2 separate regions of the Homo sapiens genome follow, and region 2 is linked to region 1. A link is a loop called in an ENCODE intact Hi-C map of the cell type or tissue named here. Cell type or tissue: psoas muscle. All regions are shown on one strand.

Evidence for each region. A loop is a pair of places that touch in the nucleus more often than their neighbours do. Peaks named below come from ENCODE experiments on the same cell type or tissue, not always from the same donor. Only the 100,000 strongest peaks of a DNase experiment are listed, where the experiment ranks them.
Region 2: a loop joins it to region 1, with 6 times the contacts of the local background. A loop is called at or near these places in 1 of 110 quality-filtered maps.

The regions. Positions count from the first base shown.
Region 1 is chr4:79,225,454-79,230,453 of GRCh38, forward strand. The region is part of intron 4 of LINC01088 (long intergenic non-protein coding RNA 1088); the gene reads left to right. It also overlaps a transcript of NAA11 not described here. Among named protein-coding and RNA genes, the nearest start is that of NAA11, 98 kb to the right of the region's middle. In psoas muscle, no CTCF peak of the experiment used is centred here; a DNase peak (open chromatin) is centred at 2,678.
Region 2 is chr4:79,675,170-79,680,169 of GRCh38, forward strand. All of the region lies in intron 2 of LINC02469 (long intergenic non-protein coding RNA 2469), which reads left to right. Among named protein-coding and RNA genes, the nearest start is that of LINC02469, 14 kb to the left of the region's middle. In psoas muscle, no CTCF peak of the experiment used is centred here; no DNase peak of the experiment used is centred here.

The DNA.
Region 1 (5,000 bases):
TTCAGTTTTAAAGCTCTTTTAATATTCTTGGCAAGAGATGATGGTAACTTGAACAAGGATCAGGCAGTGGAGAGAGCATGGCGTAATCAGAGTTGGTATCAAGTTTGTGGGTAAAATTACAGCAGTGGTAATTTGACACCACTTAAAATTATGGGTTTAAGAGAAGAAGCAACACATTTAATCTTATGTCTGCCACTGAGCCAGGTCACATTTTCTGGCCTAGAGGACTTAGTGAGTTAAAAGGGAAGTCTTCTTTTCCTTTAAGTCTGGAGTCTTACTTTCTGCTCTTTGGTGAGTAGAAGTAGTTGGCTTTTCCAAATCTGCAGGGGAATAAGTTAATTGCTTCTAGTTAATACAGATTATAGGCTGCAGGCATAGGGGGATCTCCCGTTAAAAAGCTGCCGGCAAACTGGTCAATTGTCAATCCATCTCTGTCTTATAGCATCTTATAAAAATATCAAGCAACTGTCAACACACACATTCTGCCCTTTTCAATGGTTTGCCCCCATACTATAGATTCTGTGGAAAAGTTATATCCTTCCCAAGTTAGCTCATGTCAGTTTTATGGAATATTTTACCATAGCATCACCAGAGTTATCAGCTTTCCAAATTTCAAAATCTGCATGTGTAAGAGTGTGTGTGTGTGAGTGTGAGTGTGTGTTTTGCCACTAAATTCTTGAACACTAAGTGAATGCCACATATTTCAAGATGGGTAAGCAGCTCTGCTCCATGAGATCATTCATGGACCCAGGTTCTCCATCCTGTTGTTCCCCCATTCCTTAGGTTGTGCTGTCTCAGATCTTCATTGGCTTTTCATCTACAGAAGCAGAAAGAGAGAGAGTTGAGGTCAAGGACTTTCCTTTTAAGAAAATAGCATGAAAGTTGCACACATCTCTTCTGATCATCATGCGTCCAGAGCTAGCTGTAGGGAGGCTTTAGTGACCATATGCCCAGCTAAATCTTTTTCTTTTTAATATATATATTTTTTATTATACTTTAAGTTCTAGGGTACATGTGCACAACGTGCAGGTTTGTTACATATGCATACACGTGCCATGTTGGTGTGCTGCACCCATTAACTTGTCATTTACATTAGGTATATCTCCTAATGCTATCCCTCCCCCCTCCCCCCACCCCACAACAGGCACCAGTGGGTGATGTTCCCCTTCCTGTGTCCAGGTGTTCTCATTGTTCAATTCCCACCTATGAGTGAGAACATGTGGTGTTTGTTTTTTTGTCCTTGCAATAGTTTGCTGAGAATGTTGGTTTCCAGCTTCATCCATGTCCCTACAAAGGACATGAATTCATCCTTTTTTATGGCTGCATAGTATTCCATGGTGTATATGTGCCACATTTTCTTAATCCAGTCTATCATTGTTGGACATTTGGGTTGGTTCCAAGTCTTTGCTATTGTGAGTATTGCCGCAGTAAACATACGTATGCATGAGTCTTTATAGCAGCATGATTTATATTCTTTTGGGTATATACCCAGTAATGGGATGGCTGGGTCAAATGGTATTTCTAGTTCTAGATCCCTGAGGAATCGCCACACTGTCTTTCACAATGGTTGAACTAGTTTACAGTCCCACCAACAGTGTAAAAGTGTTCCTATTTCTCCACATCCTCTCCAGCACCTGTTGTTTCCTGACTTTTTAATGATCGCCATTCTGACTGGTGTGAGATGGTATCTCATTGTGGTTTTGATTTGCATTTCTCTGATGGCCAGTGATGACAAGCATTTTTTCATTTTACCATCAGAGTGAACAGGAAACCTACAGAATAGGAGAAAATTTTTGCAATCTACTCATCTGACAAAAGGCTAATATCCAGAATCTACAAAGAACTCAAACAAATTTACAAGCACAAAACGAACAACCCCATCAACAAGTGGGCAAAGGACATGAACAGACACTTCTCAAAAGAAGACATTTATGCAGCCAACAGACACATGAAAAAATGCTCATCATCACTGCCCAGCTAAATCTTGACTTCTATTGAAGAAGTGAAGGATGGATTTTGTAAGCCTACCAGCAGCCAAAGGAGACTAAGAGGAGTCATTCAGGAATATGAGGGTTATGAAGACAGTGGTGTCCCAGAAACCAAGGAGAAGAGGATGTTGCATGAAGAAGGAGATGATGGTTTCACTTTGGTTACATTTATCCAAATGCCCCGTCCAACTCTTCAGTGTCCCTAGTAAAATCTGGTATAGAGATGGACACTGTTTTTTAGGTGAGGCCTGCTGAGTGTGGAGAGTTGTGAAAAATTTTTCCCTTAAATTGAGAATGTTTTAAATAATGCAGCCTATGTTTTCTTTAAGTAACAAGGCCATCCCACTGACTCACACTGATCTTGTTCTCAGCAAAAAACTCCCTGCTCTTCCTCATATTAATTGCCATAAAAACAAGTCACTTCTATCATGCATTTGGCTCATTGAGTTATGAAAATATGTAGGTATTTCGTTTCTTTTTATGTAAATTTATGCTGGTTTTAGTCCATCATTTGAAGTCCAGAAGTCTTCTGGAACTTAACTGTGTCTGTATTAGTTGTCTTTTCCATCTTGTGGTTTATGGTAAAATTAATAAAAGGCCTTGCAAACCAGTAACAACAGCTGCCGTTTACTGTGTGCCTATTGCTCAATGCCTGTTGATAGAGTCCACTGGGGTGCTGGCTGGCTGCCCTCTCATTTAATTTTTGAACATTCTCATAAGGTCATTTTGTTTGTTTGTTTTCTGGCCTGAGTATTGTATTAATTACATAAAAGAAAACTTTGGGGAAATATTGTTAATTTTTGACAGGATTTTCCAACACTAATACTAGTACTGTTATTACAGCTACCATACAACTCTGACCACTAAAGAATTTTTGTTTTTAAGAATTTGGAAATTATTTTATTATGATATCATTTATGTACATTAAAATTCATTCTCATTGGTGCACAGTTCTATTTGTTTTGACAAGCTCACACAGTCATGTAACCATCACCACAATCAAAATATAGAACAGTTTTAATAACAATTTCTTTATGTTCTTTATAGTCATACCTTCCCTCACCCACTTTATGTCCCTAACATTTTGCCTTTTCCAAAAATGGAACATAAATTGAATTATATTGTATGTAGCTTTTTGTGTCTGGATTGTTTCATTCAGGGTAATGCATTAAGATTTGCCCATGTTTCTGTGTGCCTTAGTAGTCTATTCCTTTGCATTGCTGAGGAGTACCCATTGTATGGAGGTATCACAGGTGTTTTATCCACTATTTGGAGAATATTTGGTTTGTATTTAGTTTTGGACAGTTATGAATACAGTTTCTATAAACATTCATGTACCATTTTTTGTATAAACATCAGTTTTTATTTCTCTTAGGTAAATACTTACTAGTAGAATTACTGAATTATATGGTATGTATGTTTGTTCAAACATGTGAAAAACGACCAAACTGTTTTCCAAAGTAACCATTCTATTTTTCAGTCTCACAGCAAGTAGGAACATTCTAGTTACTTTATATGCTTACCAGTCTTTTGTCAAATATATGATTCACAAATATTTTCTCCCAGTCTATGGCTTTTCTTTTCACTTTATTAATAGTGTCTTTCGTAGTGCAGAAGTTTTTTTTACAAAGTCCAATATAGCAACATTTTCTTATATAAATTGCACTTTTGGTGTTATATGTAAGAAATCTTTGCCTAATCCATGATTACACTGATTTTCTCCTATTGTCTCTTTCTAGAAATTCTATACTTTTATATTTTACATTTTAATATATGATGCATTTTGGGTTTTTTTATATAGCAGGAGATATGAGTTGATATTCATCTTTTACATGTGAATATTCAGTTTTTCCAGTACTATTTCTTCAGAAGACTCTCCTTGTCAATTAAAATACCTCTGCTCTTTTGTCAAAAATAAATGAAGTTTATATAAGTGGGACTATTTCTGGACTGTCTGTTTGATCTATGTATCTATTTTGTAAAGTAGATTTTAATGTATGTATTATATAGATGAGAAAATTAGTTTCAAAGAGGTTAAGTAACCTGCTCAACATCATCTTAGATACACACGAGTTAAGATTAGTCAATGAATTCATAAAAATGTTTTTGAGTATTAGACCTACACTCACTTTCACTCTGCTTTTACTCACCACTGGATCCAGCTTTGAGGGTTTCAGTGATCCATTGGTCTGTATTTAATAATAATAATATCTAACATTTAGTAAATTTTTGCTATGTGCCTGGTATGATATTGAGTTCTTTGTGTGTGCCATATTGTTTAAGCATCACTTCACCTCTTTAGAGAGGCTACTATTATGCCTTGTCACAAGATAGAAGTGGGGCATAGAGATATTATATGACTGCCTTGAGGTCATGGGGCTTCTAAATAGGAGAGCTGAAATTTGAACTCAGGTCCTCCCACTTGCTCTTAACCATTATACTATTCTGCCAATGGAAAGTCTAACTGTGAAACAAATCAAGATGCTGCCACATTTATTGGTACCTAGTCTATATTTTCTATTGTATCTTTATGGATTTTTAAAAAGATTTTATTCTTTCGACAGTTTACTGAGAATGATGATTTCCAATTTCATCTATGTCCCTACAAAGGACATGAACTCATCATTTTTTATGGCTGCATAGTATTCCATGGTGTATATGTGCCACATTTTCTTAATCCAGTCTATCATTGTTGGACATTTGGGTTGGTTCCACAGTAAACTATCGCAAGAACAAAAAACCAAACACCGCATATTCTCACTCATAGGTGGGAATTGAACAATGAGAACACATGGACACAGGAAGGGGAATATCACACTCTGGGGACTGTTGTGGGGTGGGGGGAGAGGGGAGGGATAGCATTGGGAGATATACCTAATGCTAGATGACGAGTTAGTGGGTGCAGCACACCAGCATGGCACATGTATACATATGTAACTAACCTGCACATTGTGCACATGTACCCTAAAACTTAAAGTATAATAATAAATAAATAAATAAAAAGATTTTATA
Region 2 (5,000 bases), 450 kb after region 1:
CATTCTGAGCAAATTATCGCAAGGACAGAAAACCAAATACCACATGTTCTCACCCATTCATAGGTGGGAACTGAACAATGAGAACACTCCCAAACACCATCACACACCAGGGCCTGTCGTGGGGTGGTGGGAGTGGGGAGGGATATCATTAGAAGATACACCTCATGTAAATGATGAGTTAATGAGTGCAGCACACCAACATGGCACATGTATACATACATAACAAACCTGCACATTGTGCACATGTACCCTAGAACTTAAAGTATAATTAAAAAAAAAAAGAGGCTTTTGAGGAGCCAGCTTTCAGGGAGCTACTTGGGAGACTAAGGCAGGAGGATCACTTGAGCACAGCAGTTTGAAGCTGTAGTGTGCCATAACTGTGCCTGTGAATAGACATTGCAGTCCAGCCTGAACAACATAGTGAGACCCCCATCTCTTTAAAAAAATCATTTTTTTAAAAGACTTTCAGGAATAGAGTCTCTCTCTTGCCTTTCCATTTTCTGCCATGGGATGATGTAGCAAGAAGGCCCTTGCCAGATGCTGTCCCCTTGATCTTGGACTTCCCATGCTCCAGAACTGTGAGAAATAAATTTCTGTTCATTATTAATTAAAAAAAAATTTGTGATCTTAAGAAAATGATAAAATCTTAGTATGAAAAATAAGATAAATATTAACTGAGCAAAATTTAGGATAGGTTCTATATTAACCTAGACCAATAACATTATGATATATATATATATAATTTTTCAATTCTATTGATTTACATATCAAAAATTAATACATGCTTATTATGCCAAAGTCTGTGTTTGAACTTGCGAAAACCACAAGTATGCATTTGAAAGCACCCCAACACTGAAAGACCTTGCTACATCGTCCAGGAAATCAATTGCTCACAAATAATATAGGGAAGTAAATAAGCAAAAATGGGTAAGATGAGAAAGAGGCAGATTTGCTCAAAGCAGAAAATATGGGCTAAGTGTAAAGGGGCCAAGCCTCAAAATTACCAGTTGGAATGTTGCTATCATAGAGAAGAAGATCTCCATTCAAATCCCTTTCCAATATGGTTAATGGTAAAGAGCCCCACTGGGGCATTAGTCAAAAAAGCAGGGTGATTGGAGACACTACTCATAAGTGTTAATGACGAAGGAGAATATATACAAAATTGCTAATAGCCAGATTGGAAACAGAATTCAAATGGGATCACTCATTTTTCCTTTCCCTGCTCTTTTTTTTTTAAATTTGCATTGTCATAAAATAAAATGCAGTTTGTTATCTATAGGTGGCAACATTTAGACTGTTCATTTTCTGACATTTTCTGAATTACATTTGGAAACAGATCTACCACCATCCTAATGGTGACAGCAAAATATAGAAATGAGAGAAAGCGCAGGAACTGGAGTTCTGAATAGAGTTTTCAAACAAAATATGAACACAGTAGCAAACATCTAGAGTTCACCTCTACCTTAAAATTATTCCTAGCATTTAGTGACCAGAGTTAGACAGTCTTATTTGAATCTGTAAAAGGCTTGGGCATTTCCACAGCTGCTAGGTCAAGGTTGGGTCATCCATGATCTTAAAGATGCTCCAAGAAACAGTCCATATTCTCTAATGTTTATGTCCTGAAAGAAAGGATCTGGTTTGTCATTTTTGTTCTGATTCCAAATGTTACATAATTAAGAGAGCCTGGGCTTCTAACACACTCAAAAGCTGCGTGAGTCATAAGGTTCAGTGTCATCCTTTTGATTCAAGCTAATTCCAAAACTATATTATGCATGGATCAGTGACCACGTAGGTGCAAAGGAAGGAGGTTGTGACAATTGACTGGAAATGGCTCTGTTCACCTGAGACCAGAAAGAGGATTTTATTAGTAGAAGAAAAGAAAAGCCAAAGATATATAGGATCTGTACATTAGGAGAACTCAGAACAGGTTGTATTCTAGTTTGTAGTGTTCTGAATGGTAATTGTGCATTTGTATATGGTTTTTAGTGATAATGTAATACAGTGGCCCCCACTTATCTGTGATTTCACTTCCTGCTAATTTAGTTACCCATGGTCAACTGCAGTCTGAAAATATTAAGTGGAAAATTCCAGAAATAAACAATTCATAAGTTTCTAAATGTATGTTTTCTGAGGAATGTGATGAAATCTCCAATGCCAACCCACTCCATCCTATACAGGATGTGGATCATCCTTTCATCCAGCATATCCACGCTGTAAATGTACCCACCCATTAGTCACTTATCCTCTGGATTATCAGGCTGTGGTGGTATTGCAGTGCTTGGGTTCAGTACTATCGCTGGTTTCAGGCATCCACTGTGGGTCTTGGAGCGTAGGCCCCGTGGATAAGGGAGGACTACTGTATAATACTGATTGTGGGGGACGTACTGAATAAAACTGATTTCTCTTTTCTTTTCAGCTGTAGTTAATTTACCTATCCTTTTCCTGAAATGCCAGTTTTGGGTATTTCATGAAAGCAGAAGACTAGAAAGATAATAAAAACCAAATGAGTGCTTGGCACATTTCTCACACTGTAATGAAACCAGAGTAATTGAGAGAGTCAGCAAATCACAGTTATCAATCAAATGGTGAATCTGGTGGGTACAGATGCCAAGTCTGATTTGCTGTTGTGGTCCAGAGAACCTGTTTTGTTTTTGTTATTTATTATTTTTGTTTGGTGTTTGCATTATTCTGAAAAACAGAAAAACACACACATTGTCCCACCAGGTGATACTTACATTTCAGCTTAAGAGTGTGGATCCAAAGTGGTATTGTAGGCTCAATTTTTAAAAGGAATCTGCCTAACAAATATCTGGACTTAAAGTGTAAAGGAAGTAGAGGAGGTGATTGCAAATATAAATAAAAAGAAAAAAGCCACTTCAATTAGTGCCTCAGTTAATCTGGATAGATTGAAAACTCACTTCCAATTCAACTCTAAAATTAATCCTCTTTGATAATATAAGGGACATTTTATGCAGTGATTTCAGAAATAATGAATTTATAAAAAAAAATAAGGAAAGGAAAAGAAAAAAAGAGAAGAAAAGGTTAAATCCCAGATCTTTGGATTTAAAAAAAAACTGTTGTCCCTCTTAAATTTTCATTTACCTCCTTTATTTGACCTTACTCCTATCCAGAAAACACAAGTAAATTGTCTTTTTTTCTTCCTTTTTTCTAATTAAAAGATTGTTTTATATATTCAGGCTGGATTCAGAACAAAAGTAATTCTCACCCTAGTGTTGAATTTTTAATATGTGAAGCTCAAAAGTTTTGAGATTTTTGGTTCCAAACATTTTACTAAATGTTAACGTTGACAAATGAGTCACCCAAGTCTTAGTTCTTATCATTTAGTTTCTGATGAAAAAAGTAACTGGCTTTAACCACAACTTAAGGGAAAGAACAGTTGCTTCTCTCCTACTGATAAAAATTTCAGCACTATAGGCAAGTTCCCTTGATGCTAATATAGATATGGTGGGCCCAACAGACAGGTGGAGTTGGCAAATAAATGTTCATTTCTTCCTTTTATGACTCAATGTTATCATGAGGGAAATTGAGAACATTTCCACAACACAGCTGTGTGGGATTCTCCAGCTCGTCTATCAAGATAACACAGTCTTTTACTCCCCTGCAGTTTGGCAACCAGTGGAGAGCTGAGTGGGAGATGGAAGATTACTCTCGAGTTCTTAGCTCCACTTGAAGTGAAAGTCGTGTTTCAGAGTTTGCTACTTCTGTTGATCAATTCAAAGTCTCTGGAGTTATTTGCAGGTTACTCTAGCTAACAGAATCATATTATCAGGACTGGATACAATTTTACAGGTCATTTAATCAGTGCTTGTGCCCCCTGTCTAGCTCACTGCAAGTCCTCTTCCAGCATGTGACTGTATACCTCTGATGAAAGAAAACCTAACACTTTCCACAGATACATTTCTATTTTTAAAGACCTCTATTTTTTAGAAGATTCTTCATTATATTTATTTTAAGCCTACCAAAATACAATTTGTATTTACTGTTTCTGAGTTTGCACTTTGAGGTCATTCATAGGAAACTGACTCCTTTTTATGCAAGTACACCCTTAAATTCTTGAAAGAAATCGTCATGTTCATTAGGTGGTTGTTCCTGTAATAAAGTCTCAAGTCTTTTCTCTTTTGGATGGGATAACTCAGCTCAATACTCAAAGCGTGATTAGATCATTAAGCAGTAAAATGTGCCTGTTACTTTGCTGACTCAATGATTGGACTTTGTCAACTAGAGTTAAGTACTTCCTATGATCTCAGCCCAGCTACAGAAAGAGAAATGGAAGACATTGCTGGCCATTTGTAGGAAGCAACGTAGTTAATGCAGACACATAGTAATAATTTATGCTTTGAATTTCTTCAAGTTTTGAAGGAAAAAAATTACATAAATAAAAATCAAATTTGGTCAGAAATGGCTCATGTGTGTAGCCCCAGCACTTTGGGAGGTCAAGGCAGGAGGACTGCTTGAGGGTAGGAGTTTGAGACCAGCCTGGGCAGCATAGCAAGACCTCATCTCTAAAAAAAAAACTTTAAAATAAAATGATCTGGGTGTAGTGGCACAGATCAACAGTGCTGATTTGTTGTCCTAGCTACTTAGGAGGTTGAGGCAGGAGATTGCTTGATCCCAAGAGGTTGAGGCCAGTGAGCTACAGTTGTGCCACTGTACTCCAGGCAGGGTAACAGAGAGAGACCCTGTCTCTAAAAACAACAACGACAACAAACAAGAAGTCAAATTTGCCATCTTCCCCCATTAGTCAATGACCTTTCCACACACTTCCAGACTCAAAATTTTATAAGTATCCTCTCATCTTCTTCATCTTTGCTATCAAATGAGTTGTCTAGTTTCACTTCATTTCTGCTACTGCCATTCTTGTCCCTGGGGCCTTATTACTAAACTAAAGGCTTAAACTCTTACAGTTTGTTTGATGTGACTTTAGTGACATCTAGCTCAACCATGCACTTATCTTGATTCCTAAGTCTTTAAAATTCTCA